Regions from separate parts of the Homo sapiens genome. Here region 1 is linked to region 2. A link is a loop called in an ENCODE intact Hi-C map of the cell type or tissue named here. Cell type or tissue: lower leg skin. All regions are shown on one strand. Links, peaks and the distances in the headings refer to the core of each region. The heading gives the core; the rest is flanking DNA.

Region 1 (2,922 bases), core at 195-2,694, 170 kb after region 2:
TGGCACAATCTCAGCTCACTGCAACCTCCACCTCCCAGGTTCAAGCAATTCTCGTCTCAGCCTCCGGAGTAGCTGGGATTACAGGCATGCACCACCACACCCGGCTAGGTTGTATTTTTAGTAGAGATGGGGTTTCTCCATGTTGGTCAGGCTGGTCTCAAACTCCTGACCTCAGGTGATCCTCCTGCCTCGGCCTCCCAAATTGCTGGGATTACAGGCATGAGCCACCAAGTCTGGCCCCCTTTTTTCTTTTCTTTCCTTTTCTTTCTTTTTCTTTCTTTTTTTTTTTTTTTTGAGATGGAATCTCACTCTGTCACCCAGGCTGGAGTGCAGTGGCATGATCTCAGCTCACTGCAATGTCCACCTCCCCAATACAAGTAATTCTCCTGCCTCAGCCTCCCGAGTAGCTGGGATTACAGGTGCACACCACCACGCCCAGCTAATTTTTGCATTTTTCATAGAAATGGGGTTTCGCCATGTTGGCCAGGCTGGTCTTGAACTCCTGACCTCAGATGATCCACACACCTCGGCCTCCCAAAGTGCTGGGATTACAGGCGTGAGCCACTGCACCTGGCTGGTTTTCTACTTCTTGAGTCATCCACTCCAGTACAGAAGATGGAAGGGATGGAAGACCTCTGGCTGTTCAAAGACCTCGGACCCAGAAGAAACTTGAATTTTGGGCACACAACATGGGTTACGAGGGTGAGGGAGTCCAGTCTAGCATAATGGTGAGTAAGATGGGTCCTGGAGACAGGCTACCTTATTTTAAATCCCAAATGTGTGACTTTCCACAAGTAACATCTCCTTGAGCCTCAGTTCCCTCTTCCATAACAGGGGAATCATGACAGTATTATCTGTCTCATGGTGTTGCTATGAGAATTCATGGTGTTATGTCCCTGACACGTAACAAGCCCTCAAGTGTTAGTTTAATATTAGTCTTAACATTTTAAGGTTGATAGGAGTGTCTTTTTGTGCCAAGCCTTGCGTTAAAGGATTTTCTACAGTATCACATTGAATCCTCATGGTGTATCCATCATGATTGCTGTATGTTATACAGAGATAGGTTTTGTTAAAATACTCATTTTATAAAGGAGGAAACTGAAGGGCAGACTGGTGAAGTCATTTATATATATCAAAGGAAATATAGATTGTAGGTGCTGGAACTGGAATTCTAACTCAGGTATGATTGACGTAGCCTCAAGTCTTCATCACCTCTCAAGAAAACCAGCTTTCTCCCCGGCATGGTGGTTCACGCTTGTAATCCCAGCACTTTGGGAGGCCAAGGTAGGTGGATCACAGGTCAGGAGCTCAAGACCAGCCTGGCCGACATGGTGAAACCCCATCTCTACTAAAAATACGGGCGTGGTGGCAGGCGCCTGTAATCCCAGTTACCTGGGAGGCTGAGGCAGGAGAACTGCTTGGACCCTGGAGGCAGAGGTTGAGGTGACTCGAGATTGTGCCACTGCACTCCAGCCTGGGCAACAGAGCGAGATTCCGTCTCAAAGAAAAAAAAAGTAATGAAATGAATAAAATGAGTCCTAGAGCCAGTAAATGTCGTAAATGTCTCAGCTAGTCAGGTAGTAAAAGGTCTCAACTAGGCAGTGGCAGAGCAGGATTCAAATTCAGGGCTGTTGTGATGCCTCCGCAGACTCTGAGCGCCACCTGGTGGTAATTTGTCTGTGCCTCTTCTGACGTGGAAGAACAGCAACTAACACACTAACACGGCATTTACTATGGGCCAGCCATTGTTCTAAGTGCTTTACTTAGATTTAGCTTTTTTTTTTTTTTTTTCTTTTTTGAGATGGAGTCCCACTCTGTCTTCCAGGCTGGAGTGCAGTGGCACAATCTTGGCTCACTGCAACCTCTGCCTCCCGGGTTCAAGCGATTCTCCTGCCTCAGCCTCCCGAGTAGCTGGGATTACAGGCGCCTGCCACCACGCCAGGCTAATTTTTTGTATTTTTACAAAATACAAATTACTAATTTTTTGCATTTTCACCATGTTGGCCAGGCTGGTCTTGAACTCCTGACCCCGTGATCTACCTGCCTTGGCCTCCCAAAGTGCTGGGATTACAGGTATGAGCCACCACGCCCGGCCCATTTAATTTAAATTAATTTATTTAATCCCTCCCCTTAACAACCCGCTAAAGCAGGTAAGTTATAATCGGCACCCCTTCCACTTTTCACCCTTTTTTTCTTTTTCATTTCAATATTTTTTGGGGAAACACTTGGTTTTTGGTTACATGGATAATTTCTTTAGTGGCGATTTCTGAGATTTTGGTGCACCCGTCACCCGAGCAGTTTACACTATACCCAATGTGTAGTCTTTTATCCCTCACCCCCCTCCCACCCTTCCCCTCTGAGTCCCCGAAGTCCTCTATATCATTCTTATGCCTTTACATCCTCATAGCTTAGCTCCCACTTATAAGTGAGAACATAGGATATTTGGTTTTCCATTTCTGAGTTACTTCACTTAGCATAATGGTCTCCAACTCCATCCAGGTTGCTGCAAATGTCATTACTTTGTTCCTTTTTATGGCTGAGTAGTATTCCTTGGTGAATACCTACTACTTTTTTTTTTTTTTTAGACGGAGTCTTACTCTGTCACCAGGCTGGAGTGCAGTGGCGCCATCTCAGCTCACTGCAACCTCCACCTCCCAGGTTCAAGTGATTCTCCTCCCTCAGCCTACAGGCACGCGCCACCACACCCAGCTAATTTTTGTATTTTTAGTAGAGACAGGGTTTCACCATGTTGGCCAGGATGGTCTGGATCTCTTGACCTCATGATCCACCCACCTCAGCCTCGCTAAGTGCTGGGATTACAGGCTTGAATGAGCCACTGCGCCTGCACTACATTTTCTTTATCCACTCGAGGGTTAATGGGCATTTAGGTTTGTTCCATATTTTTGCAACTGCAAATTGTGC
Region 2 (2,922 bases), core at 243-2,742:
ACATTATAATTGTACATATTTATGGAGTACCGTGTGATGCTTCAATACATGTGTACAAAGTGTAAGGATCACAGATCCCGGTAATTAGAATATCTATCAACATAAAATAATATGAGAGTGATATATCATCATATTCATAGGTTTTTAAGATTATTGCACCAAATATGAAATTTCTTGAAATATTTCAGTGAAATATCTTGTGAAACCATTTTTAGAAATTTTGCCTACCTTGGTCCACCCTCCCACCCTCAAAGATTCATGTCCCTTTCACATGCAAAATATATTATTCCTCCCCTGAGGTTCCTAAGAGTTTTGTTCCATTACATCAATTCAAAGATTAAAATCTTATCTGCATATAATCAGCTCACAAGTACCAAATCTCGTTATATAAATCCGGTGTGGATGAAACTTCTAGGTATAATTTCTCGACATCTGTGGACCCTCAGCAGTGAAGAAACAAGTTATCTGTTCTCAATATACAATGATGAGACAGGCAATAGGATAAGAGTTATAGACATTCAAGTTCAAGAGAGGGAAAATGGAAGATAAAAAGGAGTGCCCAGCTCAAAGCACTTTTGAAATCCAGATGGAAAAACTCCAGCTGAAGCCCCTTGGTTAGGTTTCAGGGCCCAGGAAAACTTCTCCATAGTTTTTGATCCTGTCCTCTGGGCTTTTGGCTATGCCCTGTGTGTGCTGTTAGTGCTGCTAAAACAAAATACCTGAGGATGGGCAAGTTATAAAGATTAGAAATTTATTTCTCATGGTTCTGGAGGTTGGGAAGTCCAAGATCAAGGAACCAGATGGATTGGTGTCTGGTAAGTTCTGCTCTCTGCTTCCAAGGTGGCACCTTGTTGCTGCCTACCCTGGAGGAAAGGAATACTTTCCTTTCCCATATTATTTTACGTTTATTATTATTATACTTTAAGTTTTAGGGTACATGGATCTTCAAGGATCCAGAACTAGAAATACCATTTGACCCAGCCATCCCATTACTGGGTATATACCCAAGGATTATAAATCATGCTACTATAAAGACACATTCACATGTATGTTTATTGCGGCACTATTCACCATAGCAAATACTTCGAACCAACTCAAATGTCCATCAATGATAGACTGGATTAAGAAAATGTGGCACATATACACCATGGAATACTATGCAGCCATAAAAAATGATGAGTTCAAGTCCTTTGCAGGGACATGGATGAAGATGGAAACCCTCATTCTCAGCAAACTATCACAAGGACAGAAAACGAAACACCACAAGTTCTCACTCATAGGTGGGAATTGAACAATGAGAACATTTGGACACAGGGAGCGGAATATCACACAGCGGGGCCTGTCGTGGGGTGGGAGAATGGGGAGGGATAGCATCAGGAGATATACCTAACATAAATGACGAGTTAATGGGTGCAACACATCAACATGGCACATGTATACATATGTAACAAACCTGCACGTTGTGCATGTACCCTAGAACTTAAAGCATAATAAAAAAATAAATAAAATAAAATAAGAAGAAGAAAAAATTAAATCTAAGTAAAGCACTTAGAACAATGGCTGGCACATAGCAAATGCTGTGTTAGTTGCTGTTCTTCCAGGCCAGAAGCGACACAGACAAGTTACCACCAGGTGGCGCTGTATTCCTCCAGCTCCACAGGTTACTCAGGCTCAGAGTCTGGGGGTGCATCTCAACAGCCCTGAATTTGAATCCTGCTCTGCCACTGCCTAGTCGAGACATTTCACTACATGCCTAGCTGAGACATTTATTAGCTCTAGGCCTCATTGTATTCATTTCATTTCATTACTTTTTTTTCTTTTTTTTTGAGACAGAGTCTCACTCTGTTGCCCAGGCTGGAGTGCAGTGTCACAGTCTCAGCTCACTGCAAACTTCGTCTCCAGGGTTCAAAGGATTCTCCTGCCTCAGCCTCCCAGGTAGCTGGGGTTACAGGCGCCCGCCACCACGTCTGGCTAATTTTTGTATTTTTAGTAGAGATGGGGTTTCACCATGTCAGCCAGCCTGGTCTGGAACTCCTGACCTCCTGTGATCCACCCACCTCAGCCTCTCAAAGTGCTGGGATTACAAGCACGAGCCACCATGCCAGGCAGAAAGCTGGTTTTCTTGAGAGGTGATGAAGACTTGAGGCTACGTCAATCATACCTGAGTTAGAATTCCAGTTCCAGCACCTACAATCTCTATTTCCTTTGATAAATGACATCACCAGTCTGCCCTTCAGTTCCCTCCTTTAGAAAATGAGTATTTTAACAAAACCTATCTCTGTATAACATACAGCAATCATGATGCCTACACCATGAGGATTCAGTGTGATACTGTAGGAAATCCTTTAACGCAAGGCTTGGCACAAAAAGACACTCCTATCAACCTTAAAATATTAAGACTAATATTAAACTAAGACTTGAGGGCTTGTTATATATCAGGAACATAACACCATGAATTCTCATAGCAACATCATGAGACAGATAATACTGTCATGATTTCCATATTATGGAAGAGGGAACTGAGGCTCAAGGAGATGTTACTTGTGGAAAGTCACACATTTGGGATTTAAAATAAGGCAGCCTGTCTCCAGAACCCATATTACTCACCATTATGCTAGACTGGACTCCCTCACCCTCGTAACCCATGTTGTGTGCCCAAAATTCAAGTTTCTTCTGGGCTTGAGGTCTTTGAACAGCTAGAGGTCTTCCATCCCTTCCATCTTCTGTACTGGAGTGGATGATTCAAGAAGTAGAAAACTGGCCAGGTGTGGTGGCTCACACCTGTAATCCCAGAACTTTGGGAGGCTGCGGTGGGTGGATCACCTGAGTTCAGGAGTTTAAGACCAGCCTGGCCAACATGGTGAAACCCCATTTCTACTAAAAATACAAAAATTAGCCAGGTGTGGTGGTGCGCACCTGGAA

Evidence for each region. A loop is a pair of places that touch in the nucleus more often than their neighbours do. Peaks named below come from ENCODE experiments on the same cell type or tissue, not always from the same donor. Only the 100,000 strongest peaks of a DNase experiment are listed, where the experiment ranks them.
Region 1: it touches region 2 in a loop (4-fold over the local background); 77 of 110 quality-filtered maps call a loop at or near these places.

The regions. Positions count from the first base shown.
Region 1 is chr19:41,142,942-41,145,863 of GRCh38, forward strand. All of the region lies in intron 2 of LOC124904790, which reads right to left. Among named protein-coding and RNA genes, the nearest start is that of CYP2F1, 30 kb to the left of the region's middle. In lower leg skin, for the core only: a CTCF peak has its summit at 1,690 (motif pointing left); a DNase peak (open chromatin) is centred at 1,664.
Region 2 is chr19:40,973,115-40,976,036 of GRCh38, forward strand. No RefSeq gene overlaps it. Among named protein-coding and RNA genes, the nearest start is that of CYP2B6, 17 kb to the right of the region's middle. In lower leg skin, for the core only: no CTCF peak of the experiment used is centred there; a DNase peak (open chromatin) is centred at 1,647.